2 separate regions of the Homo sapiens genome follow, and region 2 is linked to region 1. A link is a contact called in ENCODE Hi-C data. All regions are on one chromosome and are shown on one strand. Each heading gives the region's core, a stretch centred on a gene start or an enhancer-like site at or near the end of the contact. The rest is flanking DNA. Distances are from core to core; before and after follow the strand shown.

Region 1 (7,357 bases), core at 3,198-5,697:
TCGAATCATTTCATATCCACTAGAATCACTATAATAAAAAAGATAGAAAATAACAAGTGTTGGCAAGGGTGTGAGAAATTTTTAATCCTCATGCATTTTTGGTGGAATATGAAATGGTACAGTTGCTGTGAAAACAGTTTGGCAGCTCTTCAAAAAGTTAATCATCTAGTTACCATATGGCTGAGGAATTCCACTTCCAGGTATATATCCAAGAGAATTGAAAATAAATGTTCACACAAAAACTTTTGTTTAAATGCTCATAGCAGCAGGAAACAATCCAAATGTCTATTAACTAGCAAGTAGATAAACAAAATGTGGTATATCAACACAATGGAATATTACTCTGCAATAAAATGTAATGAAGTACAACATGGATGGAGCTAGAAAATATGGTGCAAAGTGAAAGAAACAAGACAAAAAAAGGCCACATATGGATTCCATTTATATGAAATATCTAGAATAGGCAAATCCACAGAGAGAGGAAGTATACTAGTGGTTGCCAGGAAATCAGGTAGGGGAGGGAGAATTGGAAGTGACTGCTAACAGGTGATGAGGTCTCTTTTGATGTGGGGTGGGGGATAGAAATAGAAAAACAGAATTAGATAGTGGTGATGGTTACATATCATTGTGAGTATACTGAAAGTCACTGAACTGTATACTTTAAAAGCCTGAGTTTATAGTATGTGAATTACATCTCGATGAAAATTATGTAATAGATAACCTGAATAATCCTGTATTTATTCAGGAAATTGGATTTATAGTTAAATTTTTTCAAAAAAGAAAACTCTATGTACGTACGGCTTCTCTAGTGAATTCTATCAAGTATTTAAAGAATACATTATGTTACTATAATTCAACACAAATTATTCCAAAACATTGAAGAGGGAAATTTTCCCACTCAATTTATAAGTTTGTTATTACTATGATACTAAAACTAGACAAAGACTTCACACACAAAAAAAAACTAATAAACAAAAAAACTATGGACTGATATCCCTCATACACATAGGTGTAAAATTTTTAAACAAAATTTTAGAACATTGAACCCAACAATAAATGTATAAGAAAGACCCTGACCAAGAAAAACAATGACCAAATCTAATTTTCTCCAGCAATAAAAGTGCACTCAACATTGAATTCACCAACATATTAGAGTGGAAAACCATACAACCATTTCAATAGATACATAGAAAGTGTTTGACAAAATTCAACATCCATTGTTGATTAATAAAACAACTATCAGCTATTAGTGAAATGCCTGATACCAAGGCTGGGTAGGAAAAATACAAGGTACACTCAGAGTCGTTCCGTGTTGGAGTCTTCATAACATACAGTCATGCATCACTTAATTATGGGGATACATTCTGAGAAATGCATCTTCAGACGATTTCATTATAGTGTGAATGTTATACAGTATATGCACACAAACCTAGCATATATACACAAACTACACATATATGGTATAGCCTATTGCTCCTAGACTACAAACCTGTACAGCATATTACTGAATACGGTAAGCAATGTAACACAATGGTATATATTTGCATATCTAAACAAAGAAAAGGTATAGTAAAAAAAAAAGTATAAAAATTAAAAAATATTAACAGTACACCTGTATAGGACATTTACCATGAAAGGAGCTTGCAGGACTGGAGGGTGCTCTGGGTAAGTCAGTGAATGAGTGGTGAGTGAATGTGAAGACCTAGGACATTACTGTACACTACTGTAGATTTTATAAACAATGTAGAGTTAGGCTACACTAAATTTATAAAACGATGTTTTTTTTCTTCAATAGTAAATTTAATTTCCTGTAGCTTTCTTACTTTATATTTAAATTTTTAAAAAACTTTTTGGCCGGGAGTGGTGGCTCACGCCTGTAATCCCAGCACTATAGGAGGCTGAGGAGGGGGGACCATGGGGTCCGGAGATCGAGACCATCCTGGCTAACACAGTGAAACCCCGTCTCTACTAAAAACACAAAAAATTAGCCGGGTGTGGTGGCATGCGCCTGTAGTCCCAGCTACTCGGGAGGCCGAGGCAGGAGAATTGCTTGAATCTGGGAGGTAGAGTTTGCAGTCAGCCAAGATTGCGACACTGCATTCCAGCCTGGACAACAGAGTGAGACTCTGTCTCAGAAAAAAAAAAAACTTTTTGACTCTAGTAACAACGTTAAGGTTAAAACACACATTGGAGAGCTGTCCAAAAATATTTTGTTTCTTTATATCCTTATTCTATAAGTTTTTTTATTTTAAAATCTATTTTTAATTTTTTTCCTATTCAAATTTTTTTGTTAAAATGAAGACACAAACACACATGTTAGCCTAGGCCTACACAAGGTCAGGATTATCAATCTCCCTGTCTTTCACTTTCACATCTTATCCCACTGGAAGTTCATCAGGGCAATAATGCACATGGAGCTCTCATCTATAATAACAATGCCTTCTTCTGGAATACCTCCTGAAAGACCTCCTTGAGGCTGTTTTATAGTTAACTTTTAAAAATATAAATAGGGCCAAGCATGGTGGCTCACGCCTATAATCCCAGCACTTTGGGAGGCCGAGGCAGGCAGATCACGAGGTCAGGAGTTCGAGACCAGCGTGGCTAATAAGTGAAACCCCGTCTCTACTAAAAATAAAACAAAATTAGACGGGCGTGGTGGCAGCTGCCTGTAATCCCAGCTACTCAGGAGGCTGAGGCAGGAGAATTGCTTGAACTCAGGAGGCAGAGGTTGCAGTGAGCCAAGATTGTGCCATTGCACTCCAGCCTGGGTGACAGTGCGAGACTCTGTCTCAAAAAAATAAACAAATAAATAAAAATAAAAATAGAAATAGAATGAATACACTCTAAAATAATGATAAAGAGTATAATATAGCAAATACATATACCAGTAACATAGTCATTTATTATCAAGTATTATATCCTGTACATAATTGTATGTGCTAGACTTTTATGAGACTGGAAGCACAGTAGGTTTACACCTATGTAGCCACAAACACGAGTGGTGTTGCTCTACAACTTTACGTTTACTACAATGTCGCTAGGTGATAGGAATTTTTCAGTTCTGTTATAATCTTATGGGACCATTGCCAAATATCCAGTCCATTCTTTACCTAAACTTCCTTATGTGGCACATATCTGTAATTCAAGACTGTAATTCAGTCTCCACCTTTCTACAGCATTCTTTCTAAAACACGTATGTTCTAGTCTCTTATCTTCAATTCATAAAGCTTAAGTGACTCCCTATTGCCTACAATACAAAGCCTAAATTCTATGCATAGCCTACAAACTACTTCATCATTTTACCTCAATCTTTTTTGGAGAGACAGGGTCTTGCTATGTTGCCCAGGCTGGTCTCCAACTCCTGGGTTCAAGCCATCCATGCACCATGACCTCTGAAAGTGCTGGGATTACAGGCGTGAGTCACCGAATCTGGCCAAAAATCGCTTTTGCAAACTTACTGAAGGCGATAGTACTAATAAACCTGTCTATTATCAGTATGTGAGCAATGTTGCTGTTTGAAGCTAAATCAACGAGAATGTAACATCCTACTCTTCACTAAAGGATGCAAGAGGAGTCATTACATTCAAAGAAGCAGGCTGGATTTACAACCCAGGTGAAAAACTTCATATAACGAGTTTGAGGACACAGCGTTTTACATTTTTTTAACTTGTAGTTTCCACAGAAACAGAACCTTAAGTTGGCTAGGAGTCAAGATTGTATTGTTCCTAACAGAACCCTAAACGGTGTTATTAATGGAACAGTGTTCCTGATGGAACATGGTGAAGACACAACACACTTTTCTCCTTTTGAATGATAGCTGCTTTCTTTACAATAATTTCCACAGCCCAATTCCTTCCCACTCCTGTATAAACATCTGTGATACCCAGCTCAAAGCTGATTCCAGCTTCCCCTATCCCTTTCTTAGACTCATTCAGCAAAAGCCAGTACCCTATTATATAGTGTTTTCTCTTACTGAGACGCTCCCGATTTCCCATGGTACTGTTTGCCCTTTTGCAAACTTTGATGAGTTTTTTGACACAAGACGCTTATCTGTCATTGCGTTTGCAAATATGCATTCAATAGCTTGGAGTAGAGAGAGAAATGTATTCATAAATGGCAAATATATTCATGTTGCCAAACAGCAACATAAGCAACAAAGTACGTGTGAGCACTACGGTCTTACATACTAAATCTCATAAGCCTAAAGAATCTACTGCAAATCCCTCTTTGAAAGATGGGGGGGAGGGGAAAGTAGCGTAAAGTGATGACCCAGAAACTGCGATCTTCCAGGCAAGAAGAGCGCCCAGCCGCACCGCACTCGGACCGAACTCCTCGCGTCTCACCTCAGGCGTCCTAAAGGCGGTGCGCATGCGCAGCGCCCGCCAGCCACGCCGCGGTTCCTTCCTGCGCCTTTATCTGCATCCGGGTCCGTGGGATTCGCGCTCCACTGGTCAGCTGGGGTCGCTCTCGGGTGGTTGGGTGTTGCTTGTTCCCGCTGTTCCAGCATCGAAGAACCATTGGGTCTGCCGGTAAGTTTAGCGGGGGGTGCGGCGGGGGCGCCAAGAAGGGGACTCGGGTCGGGGGACCCGACGGCAACTTCGCCCTGTGCGGCCTTTGTGCTGAGACTGGGACGCCGGGCCGGGGCGGAATGGGTGCTCAGGAACCTCGAGGCTGGGGGCGCGTGGGGTCTCCCGTATTGCCACTCGCGGACCTGGTTGTCCTCTCCGGATTTGTGCCTACGGGAGAAGGCGTCCCTGCCCTCTCCTCTCTCGCGGCTTCTTCTTGACACCTCTCTCTACACTCGTTAAAAATTCCTAACAGTCATCCTCATTTGCATTCGCTGTCCTTTGCCAAGTGAGGGCCAGGCAAACGCGCAGCTGAGGGGAATCTGCAGCCCCCGCCTCCCGGGCAGGAACCACAGCCTTCTTTGCTGTCTCTCGTCCCTCCTCGGGTCGGTCCCACACGCGCGGCCAGGCCACCCTTACGCTTTCAGGACAGGTCAGGTTGAGTAGGGAAAAGCTCAGAGCAGAGGTTCTGCAAGTGTAGATTCTGGTCTTGGCCCCGCCATTAACTAGCTGTGTAACTTCACGGGTGTAGAAGTTGTCATCCACCATTGAAGTTTTGCGATTTATATTCAGCAGCCCTTTTTCCTAGCGATGCACATCCAAAATGAATCAGCACCTGAAGGAAGACGAGGGAAAGGGTGGTGCTCTGTTGTTTTTTGATGCTGTCTTGTGATGCCAGAGAATTGCATAAGGCGACAATAGTTTGGATCTCTGAGGATTGGCAAAAACTGGAAAAGTCAAATCTTAAAAACTTAAATGTGGTGAAGAAATTCTTCTTTGCTCTGGGTGAAGGGATTCATTTGGGACTTTTGGAGGTGACTCTGCGCCCTCCAGAGAGTTTAAGAAAACAAAAAGTTGCCTGTACCTTGGTCTGAGAGACTTGCTTAAACTTCGTTTCAGTGAGATGTGTGGTGTTCTTAACAAATTTCACCTGATTATGAATATCCCCTGTGATAATTTGCAAAAGCAGAGATTCCTTGGACTTCATTTCAGATCTTTTGAAACACTGTGTCTAGGGAGAGGGACCTGAGAATCTGTATTTTTAACTAGCATCGTAAGTGATTCTCAACCGGTAAGACATCTTTGGCTAATGTCTCTTTGAGTCAGAAACACTTAGTTTTAAAGCCAGCTCCCCGGGCCACTTTTTAACGTCAGCAATAAACTTCTCGTAGTTGCAGTTTTCTGTATATGAAGAGTGAGAATAATGCTTTCAACCTCAGAGACAAGTGATTCTAAGCCCTTTGACAATAGAGTTAATCATTTTTGTGTCTACAGAACCTAGCATAGTGCTTAGAATATAATAGGTCTTCAAACGTGTGTTGAACTGAGAAAAATAACATGCCCAGGATGCAGAAGACATTGGAAAGCTCTAATGCTTCTCGTCCTCCTTACCTTATTTTTTTTCCGTTTTATTAACAATCAGCTGGCCATATATTCTTGTTAGAAGTAAATATATCTTTTGATGTTCATTACAGCCAATAATTCTTTCTGATTCTTTGGTTTAACTCTAAAATTGTTTTTGACATTAGATTATGGATTATATTTAAGTGGAGGCTGAGTCCAGTTGTTGGACTGAATTTATGACTTACTATGTAATTTATTTTCTGTAAATAAATAATTGTTATCGGGCCAGAATTCTAGATCATGGTGACCATGATTTTTTGTTGTTGTGTCAGAATTCGAAACTGTTACCTTCTTAAAGACATTTAGATTCCATACATTTATTTTAATAAGACCTTTTAATCTCATTAATTTAGAAAATTTGACTTATTACTCTATGTAAAGTGTGTGGGTACAAAACTCAGGAATGCTGAAACCATGTTATAAAAAGCTTGGTATTGGTGACTGATCCATTTAATATAAAAATAAGAATTAAAAATCTAAGAATTATGGGAATTATTACAGAATGTTCAGTAAATGTTATAAGGGGACGTTTATAAACTATTGATGGTAATGTCAGTTCAACTTCTGTAGAAAAAAGTATGAAGATTTCTCAAAGAACTGAAAATAGAACTACCATTTGATCAGGCAATCTCACTACTGGGTATCTACCCGAAGGAAAATAATTCATTATATCAAAAAGATACCCGCATTCATTTTTATCTCAGCACTATTCACAGTGAGGCAGTAGAATAGGGTCTGGAGGCAGAGGACTTAAGGCCAATTCGTGCTGACTTCCTAAAGCTAAATCAAAGGAAAACACCAAGGTCTGGGGGCAGGAAATCTAAGGCCAATTTGTGCTGACTTCCTAAAAGAGAAAACACCTGCGTCTGGGGGCAGGTAACCTAAAGCCAGTTAACCAATTAACGCAAACTTCCTAAAGCTAGACCAAAAGGAAAAAACCCATCTCCCCATGCCCAAGTAGCAAAGGACCAAAGGCTACTCTCCCTACGATCGACTGCCTTCCACCACCTCTCAGATGGAAGGGGAAAGTGCCTTGGATTGTCCGTGGACTAAGCATGGGCCATCCCTTCATCTGCATAGGGAGCCAATTCACCTCAGCCTTTAATTAGCCACGGACCAAATCCTTCATGCAGATAAGGGGTAACCGATAAGGGACCTCAAAAGGAGTATTAAAACCCAGAAAACTTTGTAACCGGACCCTTGAGCCGCTTGCTTGGGCCCACTCCCACCCCATGGGGTGCTTTCTTGCTTCAGTATCCCTGCTTTCGCTGCTTCATTCCTGTGTTTCGTTCCTTTTGTGCAGTTCTTTGTTCAAAATGCCAAGGAACTGGACACCTCACACTCATGACCTTCCTTCCAATAACAACAGTAGCAAAGATAAGAAATCA
Region 2 (7,357 bases), core at 2,792-5,291, 2.8 Mb after region 1:
GAATGCCTTCATTGCTGAAATAATCAGAAGAGATCTCCTATATGCTTAGTTGGCAATTTCATTGTTAACAAGGTAGAAAAGGATACTTGTAACTGGATAGGAATTTACAAAGATGAGTGAATACAACAGGTAGTGGCAGCTGTCCTCTAACAAAGCCTGGGCCAGGAATGCTCTGCTTAACTGGAAGTGTGGTAATCTTTGATGCAGCCTCAGAGCACTGGTAAGAGCATTTGCCAGCAAAGCACGTTGGTAAAAGCTTGCTGCTTCATGCAACCTGCAAATTACCAGAGGAGAGGTTATCATGAGACATAAACAACTGCAGTGTCTCTTCCTCCTTTGTGAATTGCATCATAATTGCACAACACCTAAATCACTTGTCAATAGAAAAAAATTACATGAACTTATTCTACCGTTTTAATAGCTTCACTTCATATATATGCCCAACTGAATTTCTTATAATCAATTTATAAAATTGAATTTTATAAAGCAGGACCTTCCTGTCAAGTAATAAGTAAAAATGAAAAAAACATGAACTTATCTCATTCCCACACATCAATTTTTCCTTGGATTTTCAATGTGTTAGTTTCACAAAGCACAAGATATAAAATATTCCTCTGATAATGTTATTAGGTTGTTAGTACCTGAAGGCTGGAACTTGTATTTTATTTGTCCCTAAACCCTTTACAGGTTAATAAGTCTTACACCTAAAAGGCACTCCATATAAACTGACTCAACAATTGAATATCAAAGGCAGCAATATGTATAATACATACCCAAGAAGAGGCAGAACAAACAGAGCAGAGCAGTAAACTGTGAACAAGCGAGAAAGCCACATTGCCGTGTCCAGTTTATTGGTCATCATGAATTGCTAAATTTAAAAAGAAAAATACTGTAAGCTATGCCTGCAAATCATGTTTTTAAGCATCAAGACTGTGTGGTTTTTATGTCTACTCAAAATATTTTAATCTTCCTCCATTTGTTTTTTTAGATCATTAGGTGAAAACTCTAAGGCAATTACATGTTTCATGTATATGCTTAATGAGAAGTCCAAACACCTTATAGTTTTCATGTGGAAAGCACAAGAAGTACTTAAACAGAAATAAATAGAAAAATATCAGCTGACATTTTAAAAAAATGCAAAGACTAATTAATTAGAAAAAATAATCTTAACAGAAATTCAACTACAATTGTCTGTGTTCCTTTAACACTTGCAATATTGGCTTCATCTATTTTAAAAGAACATTAAACAAAAACTAATTGCTCTCAAGAGATCCATATGCCTATTCTTAGCAAAAAATCTCAAATCCGAATAGGTAGGTCTCAGAGCTGAGTAAAACATCACATAAAGCCAGTTGGGATTAAAGAAACCTTTTGAAGAAGAAATATAAAACCATGATAGTAGTAACAACTAAACTCATTCGCCTTGTAATCTGCCTACATGCACAAGGGCCTGGCATACTCTAGGTGCTCAAAATGTGGCTGACAGGTATTAAATGGCCACCTGCCTCTCTGATTACACCACTCTCTTTATCACCTCCATGTTCCCCCACAAGTCTTACCCTAGTTTCGGTGGTCCTAGATTAAACTTTCCTATACCATTTTCTTCCCCCATTTTTTTCCCATTCTATCTTTCCTTTGCTGCTTTCCCCCCAATACTTATGTCTATTACCACTAAAGCAGAATCTTAAAATGTGTTTTCTCATTAAAATGTATCTTATATTCAAAAGTGGCTTTTACATTTTTTGTCTAGGATCTTCGTAATTTTAACATTGAGATCCATATACATGGATATATAAACAAAAGTTTCACAAATATTTACCCTACTGTATATAATGGATTTTGACATTTTCTATTTAATTTTTTAAAAATAGCTGGTGTTTACACTAAACTGACTTCTCAACTCACTAATGGGTCTACCTGAAGTCTAAAAACACTGCTCTATGTAATTTAATTTCATTATCTTTTGAAAAAAAAATATAAAAAATTTGAGGGAAAAATCCAAGTACATTGTAAAATTCCAGGCTGTTTTATTTTATGTCTTTTTAACCCACATGTAGGTAATTTCAGAAATATGAAATACAACTTTGATTTATCATTAAATCCAGACTTACCGTACTGTGACTCCAATAAACTGAAATGATTAGCAGTAATCAAGTGAAGGATGAATCCAGCTTACTGTGCTCAGTTTCTCAACAAATATTATGACTGGGCACCACAGCTTGAAAGTTAGTTTTAGAACATTCTCCTTAAAATCTATTTGTTCAGGTTGTTTATTCTGCAATAAATCATTGAGCTATGCGTTTCATTTTGTACACACTTATGTATATTATACAATTTTAAAAGTTTAAGAAAGTCTATTGGTATACATTTTTTAAGAGTAAACTGTCCAACCATCAGGCAAAAAAAAAAAAAAATCACTAGATCTTTGGGTGAAAAATTGTTGAGGAGCAATATTCACACAGTGTCACAGTATCATGCCAAAGAACACTTTTTAATTAGAAAGGAAAAAAGGTATCTTTACAATGGAGAAACTGGTGGACACCACCTTAATCAAATAATCAAACAAATTCTGCAATGATGGGATAAATCAATGTAAAATGCTTCCTGATATATAATATAGATATACATATTAGATGTACCTATATATGCTGCAAAACATGTCTGGACTCTTGAAAACTATCAGTATCTTAAAAGACAAAAAAGGGGAGGAGAGGGCAGAACTGTTCTAGATTAAAAGGCAGTAAACAAGATATGGCCAGTAAATTGAATGCATGCTTTCTGAGATAGGGTCTCGCTCTGTCACCCCAGGCTGGAGCGCAAAAGCACAACCCACCTCAGCCTCCTGAGTAGCTGGGACTATGCTGGGACTATAGGAGCGCACCTCCACGACCGGCTAATTTATGTTTGTTTGTTTGTTTGTTTGTTTTGAGAGAAGGTTTTGCTCTATCACCCAGGCTGGAGTGCAGTGGCGCGATCTTGGCTCACGGCAGCTTCAACTTCTCGGGCGCAAGCGATCCACCCGCCTTGGCCTCCCAAAGTGCTGAGATTACAGGCGTGAGCCACCACGCCCCGCCTAATTTCTTTGATTTCTAGTAGAGATGAGGTCTCGCTATGTTTCCAAGGCTGGTCTCTAACTCCTGAACTCAAGCGATCCTCCCGCCTTGGACTCCCAAAGTTCTGGGCTTACAGGAGTGAGCCACTGCGCCAGCCCATCGATGCATGCTTTTTGACAGAATCCCAGATGAAGAGAAAGCAGCTTTAAAGGACAATTATGGAAATTTGCACATGGATTTTATATTAGGTAATATTTCCCAAATGTGGTAACTGCATTGTGGTCACACAGAATAATACTTAACTACTTATGGATTAAAAAGTAGAGGACAGCAATGCTCCGGGCACAAATAACTTGTTAGCTCCAGATCAGCATCTTAAAAAAATTACAAAAGCATAATGATATTTCTCTTCATAAAGAACAAAGTGAAGAAGAAAAAGACCACCGCTCTCCTCCCTTTGCATAATTTCTATATACGATTGTATAAACTAGGCAGAAACGTTCTTTGCCGGCACTCGTGTGCTCCACGTGGTGTGTGTCATGGATCATGTGTGTCATGGCACAATCTCATGCGGCATCTTTAACCTTGGGGCCTACGGTAAACAAAAGACCGAGGTGGGAGAAGAGGAAAGAAGGCCCAATTTCCATGGCATACAGGTGGGGGCCACCAGCTCCAGGTCAGCCTATTGTCGCTTCAGAAACAAACTTGTAGTTCCCTCCATATCTTCGCTCAGGACCTCCCCTCTCCCCGCTCCAACTTCCCCACCCCAACTCATTAATCCCATTCCTGAATGCACTGAGCTTCTGGAACGCCTCGGGACTCGCAACGCTTCCTGCTTCTTCCTAACTCTTGCAAATCAAGCCAGACTACCCTGCCCTCGCACTTACCACAGCGCCCGCCCCTTGGGGGCCGTTCGGGGTCGTATCTGCCATGGGGGCTCACACTAGCGTCTGCGACGCCGCAACCGCGAAGAGAGAAGAAAGGGGAGAGAAAACGTCAGCGCTGGGGCCAGGACCCGGGTACCGGCTTCCCTGCCTCGCGCCACACACAGGCCGGATGCACCCTGCCGGAACTCTGAGCCTCCACCAGGGAAGGGTCTCGCTCGCCTGGTGCAGCCGACTGGATCCAGGGCACCCGCAGCAGCCGGGAGGTACCTGTCCCGCACCGCCGAGATCAAAGCGGTGTTTCCAGAAAGACGGGAGCGAAGGTGGAGCTTCGGGGTGAAGCCCTAAAGAGCCAACCTACGCCGCCGGCTCCAGGTTATTGCCGAACCCGGAAGTGCTCCTTTCATTTCCGTGGGGAAGAGGCGGTGACAAAGAGGGGGAAACGGGAGCGGTGCCCAGAGGCATGACGGGAAGTGTGGTTTTTTTCTCCTAATTTGAGCCCCACCTGTCCTTCCGCCGATTGGCCCAGTGAGCTAAGAAATCAGGATGGGGGAGCAACTTTTGCATTAAATACAGCTCACAAATGATCTTTCCTGCCCATTCTCAAACCATGAAATTTCCGCACTTCCTGATATAGAGGCCTCAGAAACATCTTTGATTCCTTTCTCCAGGGGCTTACTAAGCCCGTTGGTTCTACGTCTATTATTAATTCTTTCAATAAGTATTTATGAGGCCTGCTATGTGACAGGCTCCATACTTGGCACGGCGGATAAAAAGAGGAATATGACACAGATTGCAAAAGAGAAACAAGTAAACGGAAATCAGAGCATAGTGATTGTGTAATATGTGTAGAGGCTGATTTAATCACAGGGAGCACAGAGGACGGTACCTAAATCAGAAGGGATCTGGGGAGGTTTCCTGGAAAAGGTAAGTCCGGGCCTTGATCTTGAACGACAAAAAGTTGGCTGAAAGTGTTACTGGTGTAGGGTGTCCAAGTTCTTGGCGTTTTGAACATAGAATTGGACAAAACGCACAAAGCAAGGAAAGAATAAAGCAACAAAAGCAGAGATTTGTTGAAAATGAAAGTACACTCCAGAGTGTGGGAGAGTGAGACAGCAGCTCAAGGGCCCTGGATACAGAGTCTTCTCGGGTCCAAATACCCCCTAGAGGTTTCCCATTGGCCACTTGGAGTTCACTTCATGTAAATGAAGTGGTGGCCCGCAATCAGTCTGAATGGTTGCGCAAAGCAACCAATCAGAGGCTGAAGAAGTTACAAAGTTACACTTCTATGCAAACGTCTGATTGGTTACAAAAAGCAACCAATCAGAGGTACTTTCAATTTCCCAAATCTGCGCAGAACAGGTTGGGGCTTGCAAAGGGAGTAGTATCTGGCCCTTTATTCACTTAAGCGTGGACAGTAAGGATTTTCCTTCAATTTAGTTCTAGGAAGTCAGCGAGAAAGGGCATTAGGTTCCCTACCGCCATACCATATTCTTCTGCCTTAAAACGGGAAGGGAACTCCATACAGAGTAACAGAAAGTGCAAGAAGTAACAGGACAGCGAGAGGACTAGTTGAGTGTGACCAGAATGATGGTACCAGTCAGGGGATTGTGAAAGATTTGCGCTAGAGAGGCAGGCAGGGGTGTACTGAGGAAAGGATCTGAACTTGACCCTGAAATCCAGAGAACCATGGAACAATTTTAATCAGAAGTGTGACATCCTGAGATTTAGAAAGTTCTCTCTGGCAACAGGGTGGAGGATGAACAGAGGGGCAAATTAAAAGTCAGGAAATTCGTTGTGAAGCCATTTATATATATATAAACTAAAAATAAAATCCTAAGTAAGGGGTCTGTCGACTGACTGGATAGATCCCTTTCTTGGCCAAGGGGACCCCAGCCATGATGGGACAGGAGATCAGACATGCCTCATTATACCCCCTCCCTTTTGTAGTTTAGACACAACTGACTAGCAACTACTTAGGCGTGGAAAGTTAGGGTTTTCCTTTCAAATTAGTTCTAGGAAGTCAGCCTATGTTTAACATGTTAATGTTACAATAAAGATCATAACATTGACAGAACAAACTCTTTGTGGGAATAGGATACCAAATTATAAACAGGACCTAAGGCCATGCCAGGCAAGGGTTAAGTCATGCACCCCCTACACTTAAAAAATAAACTATGTTCTACCACAAGAGGTTTTTTTTTTCCCTCTGGCAGCTAAACAACCACTGGCCTAGAGAGAAGCAATATTAAAACAATTACAACTAATCCAGCTCACAGACACTAACTGAACCCCTGCTATACCAACCATAGCTACAGCTTTGATTGCACAAGAGACTGATTTCAGTAACGTTCTCCAGATAAGACCACTGACCATAGGCTGGTTCTGGCCACTTTACAGAGGCCATGCACTTGTGTGCCTTCGTCTCTGCTTCACCTTTTGAGGTACAGAGCCTAACTGTAATACATTAAATATTAAGTCTCCACCCCAAGGTGAACACAGGTTGTATGTAACATGCATGTTGTTCCATACGCATGTATCAGGACTACTTTTATGAATATTCATAGCTCTTCCTGTAACCTGTTGAATATGTATGTTTAGCCAACCTATTCAGCATAAAGCTCCTACCCCAGCTCCTCTTCCTTTAAAGTGCCTGTCTCTGGTCCTTGCTGGAGGCTGTGCTTCCCAGCCCATGAGAGGGCCACCTTGCAGGCTGTATCTCCTTATAAGAAATAAAGTCTCCTTTTCTGAACATATAGATCTTGTGAGTTTTAAGTTAACACATACGTGTAGGAAAGAAGTGATGAGATTCTGGATTGAGGCAGTGTTGTTGGGGAAAAGAAGAGGAAAGATGACTTGGAGGTGGCTTCTAAGATGTGGTGACTAACTAGGTATGGGTGTGTAGGAAGGGGAATGCCATCTGCTGAGACCTGAAGAAGTGTAGAAAAAAATGCATGAGAAGAGCAGTAGATTGAGAATCAAATATGAAGGGGCTAGGGAGAGGGAGTGGACTGGGGACCCACGGGAAAGCTGGCACCCTGTCGGAAAACCATGAGACTGTAATGCTCTTCCTCTGTCAGATGTGTGGTTATCCTCTAGTATCCATGGGCAGACCAGGTGCTAGTCAGATGCAGCCGAGAAATCAAATGGGGTTCTCTTGAAACAGTACAAACCTCTTTTTCTAAGGCCACTGCCCAAGTTCAGGTCCTTCAGATCTCTAGCCTGGATTACTCATCCTCCTAGCTGAGCTAAAATGCCACCTCCTCTGCACTCTTCCCATATCATTTACTCCATATTTTTATAGCAGTTACATTTTTTAACATTTCTTAGAATTATATGTCTCCTTGCCAGTGTGTGTGTTTGTGTGTGTCTATGGCAGTCAACTCAGGCTGTCATAACGAAATACCATAAAGTGGGTAG

Evidence for each region. Hi-C counts contacts between places; a loop is a spot of excess contacts on that map. Pooled maps may share reads with other maps.
Region 2: a pooled map shows a loop between it and region 1 (8-fold over the local background). The contact joins the promoter of TMEM33 here to the promoter of GNPDA2 in region 1. A Hi-C loop is called at or near these places in 8 of 50 pooled maps.

What each region holds. Positions count from the first base shown.
Region 1 is chr4:44,723,646-44,731,002 of GRCh38, reverse strand. It overlaps GNPDA2 (glucosamine-6-phosphate deaminase 2), which reads left to right and starts at 4,447. Exons shown (of 7, transcript NM_138335.3): 1 at 4,447-4,529. RefSeq lists an enhancer at 4,115-4,244 and a silencer at 4,737-5,031.
Region 2 is chr4:41,932,113-41,939,469 of GRCh38, reverse strand. TMEM33 (transmembrane protein 33) reads right to left here and starts at 4,041. Exons shown (of 7, transcript NM_018126.3): 1 at 3,941-4,041; 2 at 774-868; 3 at 87-274. The coding sequence starts at 3,985. It overlaps LOC105374426 (a long non-coding RNA gene), which reads left to right and starts at 4,795. Exons shown (of 3, transcript NR_188374.1): 1 at 4,795-4,864. RefSeq lists enhancers at 3,652-3,721, 3,732-3,781, 4,022-4,201.